Regions from separate parts of the Homo sapiens genome. Here region 1 is linked to region 2. Evidence: read pairs that join two places in POLR2A ChIA-PET (ENCODE). Cell type or tissue: IMR-90. All regions are shown on one strand. Each heading gives the region's core, and the rest is flanking DNA. Links, peaks and the distances in the headings are about the cores only.

Region 1 (4,394 bases), core at 77-4,076, 1.1 Mb after region 2:
CAACATAATCTTAAACTCAGGAAAAAATTAGCTTCTTTACTGCTAGACTGCAAGTTGGCAACAAACACATGGTTTGGTAGACAAAATAATACATTTATTAAGGCACTATGCCTCCAAAAGAGAACAGTGGTTAGTTACAATCCAAAACTGAGACCTGAAAAGAAGTAATGTATTACTAATTAAATAAGAAAAATAACTGGTAAATTAAGTTTTCAAACTTTAACGTTTATTTATTTATTTATTTATGTAAATTTTATTTTTATTCCTTTTTCGAGACAGGGTCTCATTCTATTGCCCAAGCTGCAGTAGTAGTGGTGCAATCATATAGTTCACTGCAGCCTCGTCCTCCCAGGCTCAAGGGATTCTCCCACCTCAGCCTCCCAAGTAGCCAGGACCACAGGCCCATGGCACCACATCCAGCTAATTTTTGTATTTTTTGTAGAGATGGGGTTTCACTATGTTGCCCAGGCTGGTCTTGAACTCCTGAGCTCAAGCAATCTGCCCACCTCTGCCTCCCAAAGTGCTGGGATTACAGGAGTGAGCCATCATGCCCAGGCCTCAAACTTTAACTTAAGAAAAATGTAGATGTCATTTCTGTGATAATGGTGACATTATTCTAGACTAAATAAATAAAATAGAGACTTACTACACTTTGAGCTGTACAAAAATTTGGACTTATGCCAAAATAGCTGTAACTATTTAAATTGATGAATGGATGGATGGCTATATGGATGGATATAAAAATAGTTGATAGATTTTTTTTCCTTTCTGCTGCTGCTTCATGGTAGAGCTAACCCACCCCTTGTCTCTCACTCCAGCTGCAGTGGATATCCTGTCTACCTTTTTTGTGGACATTTGTCCATCAATAACAAATGGGTACCCCAAAAGTCAAGAGTCACACAAATATTAAACCAAGTTTTATAAATGTTTGTGCTGTTGAGTTAAAGAGCTTACAAGTACTACAGGGACTGATTCTCTGACAAGGAATCAAACCCAGGCCACAGGTGTGAAAGCACAGAATCTTAGCCACTGCACCACAAGGTGGAATGCCTTATTTGTAAATCCCACAGGGAATTCAAAGCAGGCAGTTTGAGTGTACAAAGGATTTTAATTTTGTTTTGGGTTAGATTTTTGCATTTTAATTTTGTCAAGAGAATTTCTAAGCCAAGACACTATTGTGTCTTTCTTTATTTTGATTGTCCCATAAATACAAGTAAGACAATTGTTTAGAATGAGAGATCTCCAAAATCTTCTTTTTAAGAAAAAAAAATTAAAGTTCTTTCTAATTTAAAGGATCCATCTTTTGGCCACTGATGATTAGAATTTCCAATGGTTTACAAATTCCAGTAGTGACTCAACAATAAGCCTCTTCATGAAAAGTCCAGGAGATAATTTTCCAGGTTTAGAATAAGTTTTTACTATATAAACAAGAGGTGTTCCTTGAGAGCATATGGAGGAGACAGTCTCCATGATCCCCGAAAATTCACTGAGAAGTAGACTTAAGATAACAAAGACTCTTGCCGCCACAGCCTATTTTTTTTTTTTTTTTTTTAAGACAGAATCTCGCTCTGTCGCCCAGTCTGGAGTGCAGCGGCGCAATCTCTGCTCGCTGCAAGCTCCGCCTCCCGGGTTCACGCCATTCTCCTGCCTCAGCCTCCCGAGTAGTTGGGACTACAGGCGTCCGCCACCACACCCGGCTAATTTTTTGTATTTTTAGTAGAGATGGGGTTTCATCGTGTTAGCCAGGATGGTCTCGATCTCCTGACCTCATGATCTGCCCACCTTGGCCTCCCAAAGTGCTGGGATTACAGGCGGGAGCCACAGTGCCCAGCCCACCACAGACTATTAAGGCTGGTGTTTGTGCATATGGTGCCACTAGTAACCAACAAATTTGCCAGGGACCACCAGTCACAGACCCGTTAATCCACTGGCACCAGGTAGGCCCTCCTGGGATTAGAATTTTCCCAGCCTAACCAGGCAACAGGAGCCCCTTACAGATGGAACTTAAGACAAACTCCCCTGAGAGCTTGACATAGTTGGAACAAAAAGTATACCACTTAAAATCTTATGTGACCAGCCATTTTTAGACTGGTCACCTAATGTGACCTGAAAATCATGCTCCCTAAAATCGCAAGGACCAAGAGAAAATGCTCTCAAAAGTCAAGGTCTTATACGGACATGAAATAAGACAATAGGAGAACTTCATCTGGTTTTTATTTTGGGGACTACAGCAAAGTTTATAGACACAGGTCTAGTCAGAACCGCAAAACTGATCAGTCTGCAGTGCCAGCTCAAATAGAGAGTTTATGGGGGTTTAGGCCCATGTCCTACCCTATGGCATCCTTCTTTATGACACAACAACACGGAAAGACAAAGACTATTTCTGGAAGGAAAGGGACCGAACAATGTGAATATTCATACCAAAAAAGGACACCAGAGTCGCTACACCCAAAACTAGTCACACAAATCCTTTTTTCTCATTAATCAAGGTTTTGGAGATGAAAATGAGACAAACAGTGATTTTTACCATCGGCTCTACCAGATTCCACAGAGGGAGAGAGGCCGGGAGCCTGACTGGTAAGAATTTCTTACCCTTCTGCTGGCTTGTCAGGTCCTTGGTTCCCTTCATTGCAGCTTCCAGAAGAACAGAGCAGCTTTGGTATCCTGTTCACAGCACCAAAACTGGAGGGGCCAAGGAAAACTTCCCCTTTGCCCTCTGAAGTTTCACTGACAATCGCTGACAAAAAAGGCAGGTTAATAGGAGAAAAGGCATACAAATTTATTTGATCATAATTTTACACGTACACAGGAGACTGCAGAATGAAGACCTGAAGGGGAGGCTGGGCACAGTGTCACATGCCTGTGACCTCAGCACTTTGGGAGGCTGAGGAGGGAGTATGCCTTGGGGCCAAGAGTTTAAGGTCAGCCTTAGGAACAAAGCAAGATTCCATCTGTACAAAAAATTTTAAAATTAGCCAGGTATGCTGGGCCCAGGAGTTTGAGGCTGCATGAGCTGTGATTGTGCCACCGAGCTCCAGCTCGAGTGACAGTGTGAGACCCTGTCCCTAAAAAAAGTGAAAATAAATAAAATAAATAAAAGATATAGGGGAATTGTCCACTTTTATGCTTAGGTTCAACCAAGTATGAACAGCCATGTAGAAATATAACAGGATAAAAAAAGAGTGTGATCTAATGCTATAGACTGAGTGGGAGAAACTCAGCAATGCTGTCTATCTAGATTCTTCTTGACCTCTGTGCCTTCCTTCCTTCTGGATGTGGGACAGGACCCGCTCTGCAATGGGATTCAACAGTCTAAATGTGGGGTAGAAGCCTCTCCAGAATGGGTTTCAACAATCTGGAACAGTCAGACGAGGCAGGTCAGATCATTTCTTTATGGCCAGTTTTTATACAGAAAGGCTGGGAGAAAGAGAAAGTTAAAGTGATATTTTTAGGTTTTGTTGCTGGCTTCTATGACCCACCTGGGGGAAGAGGAATTCTAGTTTCCATTTCTCGGGGGAGAATGAGAGGCCAGAGACAGAAGGGCAAGAGAAAGTCCGAGAGGGCACCAGCACAGTAAAGATCCAGGGCAGTTCTGCTTCAGAGGCCTTCATTTGTGGCTACCATTTTCTGGGATCCTGGAATAGCCACAGCTATCTGCGAAAGAGGCTGGGCAATGTCATCTTTTGGCTATATTGTGCTCAGTAAAAAGTTGGGGCTCTGTTTATTTGAGAGAAGAGAGAACAAATGTATAGTCAGCAATAAACAGTTTCTGCCATAGAGTCAAAATTACACAGATTCAAAACTGGACAAAATGTGGGACTATAGACAGTCTCCAAGGGATGAAATGAGGAAGAAGAGCAAAGAAAAAAAGAAAAGGAGTAGAAACCCCTCTTCCCTTGTTATTAATACTACTTCCCTTGTTATTAATACTAAATGGCTAAAGAAAAATTTTTAAAAAGGTTTCAAAGTGAAAACATACTTCTTTCCTCTACAATGTATTCATTGTTTATTAATCTCTTAAAAAGCAAGGAGATGAATTCTGCCAGAGCTACTAAACATTTGTTTTCTACTAAACATGTAGACACCGTTTATTCAACTTACTTAGATAAATGCTTGTAAACAATAATTTAGATAAATTACATAGTTATTTTAATCATGAGTATCATTAAAAAAAATTTTTTTTAAAACAGTCTGGCTCTGTTGCCCAAGCTGGAATGCAGTGGTGTAATCTCTGCTCACTGCAACCTCCACCTCCTCTGTTCAAGTGATTCTCCTGCATCAGCCTCCTGAGTAGCTGGGATTACAGGCCAGCACCACCACACCCGGCTAATTTTTGTATTTTTAGTAGAGACAGGGTTTCACCATATTGGCCAAGCTAGTCTGGAACTCCTGAC
Region 2 (4,394 bases), core at 244-4,243:
CTCAGGAGATCAAGGCTGCAGTGACCTATCATCACACCATGCACTCCAGCCTGGGTGACAGAGATGCTGTCTCAAAAAAATAAATAAATAAAAAATAATAATTTAATGCCATATCTCTTCTTAAATTTCTGCAACCAGCCTGTTGAACATTCACAGTTCACTTCAATTTTCAGTTCATCATGCTTGATCTTTCTTTTTAAATATGGGGTCTCACTATGTTGTCCAGACCAGTACTGAACTCTTGGGCTCACATGATCCTCCCACCTCAGCCTCCCAAAGTGCGAAGATTACAGGCGTGAGCCACTGCGCCCGGCCTTGATCTTTCCGCTTCATGACAAGCATACCAGTAAGTGGCATGTGTTCACTGTGATGCTGATGGATCTACTCTTTCAAGATCTAATCAAGGTCATTTTCAGCTTCATGCAGTGCTTTTCTATTTTTTACTAACTTCTGCCCATCACTTTCAACCTAGAACTTTAATAATTTATCCTACTGTATTTTTCAGGTCATATATACAGTGGTCATTCCAACAACATACTCTTCTGTAAGACATTTCAGACATCACTGTCAGTTTTTCCAACAGCTTGACTTTCTTTGCTAGTAATGCTTTCCCTTTTTCTTATTTGTTTTACCCACAGGGATATCTGCAGGACTTTCTGACAATTCCAACAATATCTTCACGTCAGAGAGCAGAGAATAAGCAAAAAAAAAAAAAAAAAAAAAAGTGAGTGACACACAGAGGTCTTGGTCCCATCATGGGGCATCATGGGGATCCTGCCACTGACACATCTGGTCTGCACACATGCCATCTTATTACGCTTTGAGGGCACACTTGCTTGGGGCAATCTGGGCATATATAGAAAAGATGTATCTCAGCTGAAAAGCACCGGGAGGATGTTTTTTCCCTTTGGGGACACTGAATAAACTGTATGTTGTGCACCTGCATTTTGACTCCAACCCATCACATAAGGTCGAGTGTAATTATCCACTTATGGTGTTACTTCGGTGTTCAAAAAGTTTCAGATTTTGGAGCGTTTCAAATTTGGGATTTTCAGATTAAAGACGCTCAACCTGGCTGGGCGTGGTGGCTCGCGGCTGCAATCACAGCACTTCGGGAGGCCGAGGCGGGCCAATCACCTGAGGTCAGGAGTTCAAGACCAGCCTGGGTGACATGGCAAAAACCCTGTCTCTACTAAAAATACAAAAATTAGGCCGGACGCAGTGGCTCACGCCTGTAATCCCAGCATTTTGGGAAGCCAAGGTGGGTGGATCACGAGATCAGGAGATCGAGACCATCCTGGCTAACACAGTGAAACCCTGTCTCTACTAAAAATACAAAAATTAGCCAGGTGTGGTGGTGCACACCTGTAAGTCCCAGCTGCTAAGGAGGCTGAGGCAGGAGAATCACTTGAAGCCAGGAAACGGAGGTTGCAGTAAGCTGAGATTGTGCCACTGCACTCCAGCCTCGGCTATAGAGGGAGACTCCGTCTCAAAAAAAAAAAAAAAAAAAAAAAAAAAAAAGACAATTAGCCAGGTGACAGAGAGGATCTGTCTCAAAAAAAAAAAAAAAACATTTTCAACTCATATACACTTATTTTTAAAAATTAATTCAGTTTCTTGATAGTTTCAAAAACATAGATCTATTTATTTTATATGCACAAAAACAAGGAAAAAGTATAAAGAAAAGATAGAAATATATTAAATGAGGAAGAAAGGTGAATGAAAAACTGTTATCATCCAAAAAAGCTAACCATTCCTGAAAGAATATTCCTGGCAGAATCCTAGCCTGTGTTTTTGAACAAAATAACTGAACATCCTGTATAATAATCTTCAGATGCAATAATCTGAAGATCCTCAGATTCTGCCATCTGAGAACATCCTTTCAGCATCCAGTTTTTATTTTTTGTTGTTTTGTTTTGTTTTTGAGATGGAGTTTCACTCTTGTTGCCCAGACTGGAGTGCAATGGCGCGATCTCAGCTCACTGCAACCTCCGCCTCCCAGGTTCAAGTGATTCTCCCACCTCAGCCTCCTGAGTAGCTGGGATTACAGATGCCCGCCACCACAACCGGCTAATTTTTGTATTTTTAGTAGAGACAGAGTTTCACCATGTTGGTCAGGCTGGTCTCCAACTCCTGACCTCAAGTGATCCACCTGCCTCGGCCTCCCAAAGTGTTGGGATTACAGGCGTGAGCCACCATGCCCAGCCCAGCATCCGGTTTTTAAAGTGTGGTTATTTTAAAATCTAAAATCAAAATATAACAGTAACAGTTATCACTATGTCATTGCTTATACTTCTGTTCCTGAGTCACAGAAACTACAGATTGGCAGCAGCATGATATAACAAGAGAATTTTCCTGTTTCTTAACACAGCTTATATTCTTAACATTCTTTCCTAGTTGTAACTGGATATATATTCACATTCCTCAAAATAGTTGATTTGATCTGGATCATTTCTTAAAAAATATCTGACAAAATACAGGCTGACTTAGGTATAGTAATTACTAAGAGCATTCTTACCTAAACAACTTCATATGGTTTTAAGAAATAATTTATACTGAGTAATATCTGAGAAGTAACATACAAACACTTTTCAACCATTTAACAAAAACAAACCTGCCACTTTTTCCAAAATAAAGTTTAAGTCCTCAGGAAAAGGGGGGAAAAAAGGCAAAAACCGGGTCTTCAATCCTCTGCTATCTTGCCCATGCCACAGTGTCAGTTTCTTTCTTTTTACGTTAACTACAGAACACTCTTCTCCATTAATTTACATTCTCTTGCTTTTAAAAGATCAAAGTTTGTAGGTAATTCAATCTTTTTAATAGTTTTAGTACTTTTGACCAGGCTGGGAGGGGTGGTTCACGCCTGTAATCCCACCACTTTGGGAGGCCAAGGTAGGCAGATCACCTGAGGTCGGGAGTTAAGAGAACAGCCTGACCAACATGGAGAAACCCTGTCTCTACTAAAAATACAAAATTAGCCAGGCGTGGTGGCACACGCTTGTAATCGCAGCTACTCGGGAGTCTGACGCAGGAGAATTGCTTAACCTGGGAGGCGGAGGATGCGGTGAGCCGAGATCGTGCCATTGCACTCCAGCCTGGGCAACATTAAGAGCAAAACTCTGTCTCAAAAAATAAATAAATAAGTAAGTAAATAAATAAATAAATAAATAAATAAAATACTCTTGACCAAATAACTCATTCAGGACTGTTACCGTGTGCTTTTTTTTTTTTTTTTGAAAAATTAAGTCACACATAAATTTCTATTATAGCTTCTGGTAACTCCTTCCTAAAAGTCTTCTCAGCTAATGTGGAAAATTCTAGCTTCTCTTTTCATTTTTTGAGACAGGGACTGGCTCAGTCACCCAGACTGGAGTGCTGCGGCATGATCATGGCTCACTGCAGGCTTGACCTCCCAGGCTCCAGCAATCCTCTCATGTCAGCCTCCCAGGTAGCTGGGACCAACAGGCTCGCAATACCGCATGTGACTAATTTTTGTATTTTTTGTAGAGACGGGGTTTCACCATGCAGCACAGGCTGGTCTTGAACTCCTGGGCTCCAGCAATCCTCCCACCTCGGTCTCCCAAAGTGCTGGAGCCACTGCCCCCAGCCTGATTTCTCTTTTCTATCTTTACTCCATTTATCCACTTACATACCTTTACCTTTCACCAATAAAATGTACTAATCTTTGATATGGATATGTTACATAAAGTTAAGCAGAAGTTCTTCTCCTAAGGAGAAGGGGACCAAAGGGAAGGTTCTCTTTTAGATAAGATTGTACATTTGCAGCCATAAGCCATGGGTCTTTTTGAAACTGTTTTCAGTAGATGTATGGGGGTTTCTCAGTATATGTCTATTTATTTTAACATGCCAGAATCTATTTTAATAAAAACTATACAATGAAAAGCTATACACAGTAAATATATACGCAAATAAAAACTGGTTATACAAGTCTCACAAAGGAAATAGCTTTATCACTTTACTCATACCTGTTTGCTTTATTTTGATTTGTTTTGTTTTAAGAAGCCAGTACAGACAGGCACAGTGGCTCATGCCTGTAATCACAGCATTTTGGGAAGGCTGGGATGGGAGGATCACTTGAGCCCAAGAGTTTAAGACTAGCCTGGGCAACATAGGGACACCCCATCTCTAGAAGAAAAAAAAAATTAGCCAGGCATGGTGGTACACACCTGTGGTCCCAGCCTCAGGAGGCTCAGGTGGGAGGATTGCTTGAGCCTGGTAGGCTAAAACTGCAGTGAGCCTAGAATGCACAACTGTACTCCAGCCTGAGTGACAGAGCAAGACCCTGTCTTAATTTAAAAAAAGAAAAAAAAAAACTTAAAGCCAGTACAACAAAATTCCAGTTTTGTTTTTGTTTTGAGATAGAGTCTTGCTGT

The links. Peaks named below come from ENCODE experiments on the same cell type or tissue, not always from the same donor. Only the 100,000 strongest peaks of a DNase experiment are listed, where the experiment ranks them.
Region 1: POLR2A ChIA-PET joins it to region 2 with 5 read pairs; 1 of 35 experiments calls an interaction of 5 or more read pairs at or near these places.

Annotation. Positions count from the first base shown.
Region 1 is chr10:95,710,192-95,714,585 of GRCh38, reverse strand. It overlaps a transcript of ENTPD1 not described here. Among named protein-coding and RNA genes, the nearest start is that of TCTN3, 18 kb to the right of the region's middle. In IMR-90, for the core only: no CTCF peak of the experiment used is centred there; no DNase peak of the experiment used is centred there; H3K27ac peaks cover 163 bases.
Region 2 is chr10:96,846,189-96,850,582 of GRCh38, reverse strand. All of the region lies in intron 2 of LCOR (ligand dependent nuclear receptor corepressor), which reads right to left. Among named protein-coding and RNA genes, the nearest start is that of LCOR, 16 kb to the right of the region's middle. In IMR-90, for the core only: no CTCF peak of the experiment used is centred there; a DNase peak (open chromatin) is centred at 2,322; H3K27ac peaks cover 403 bases.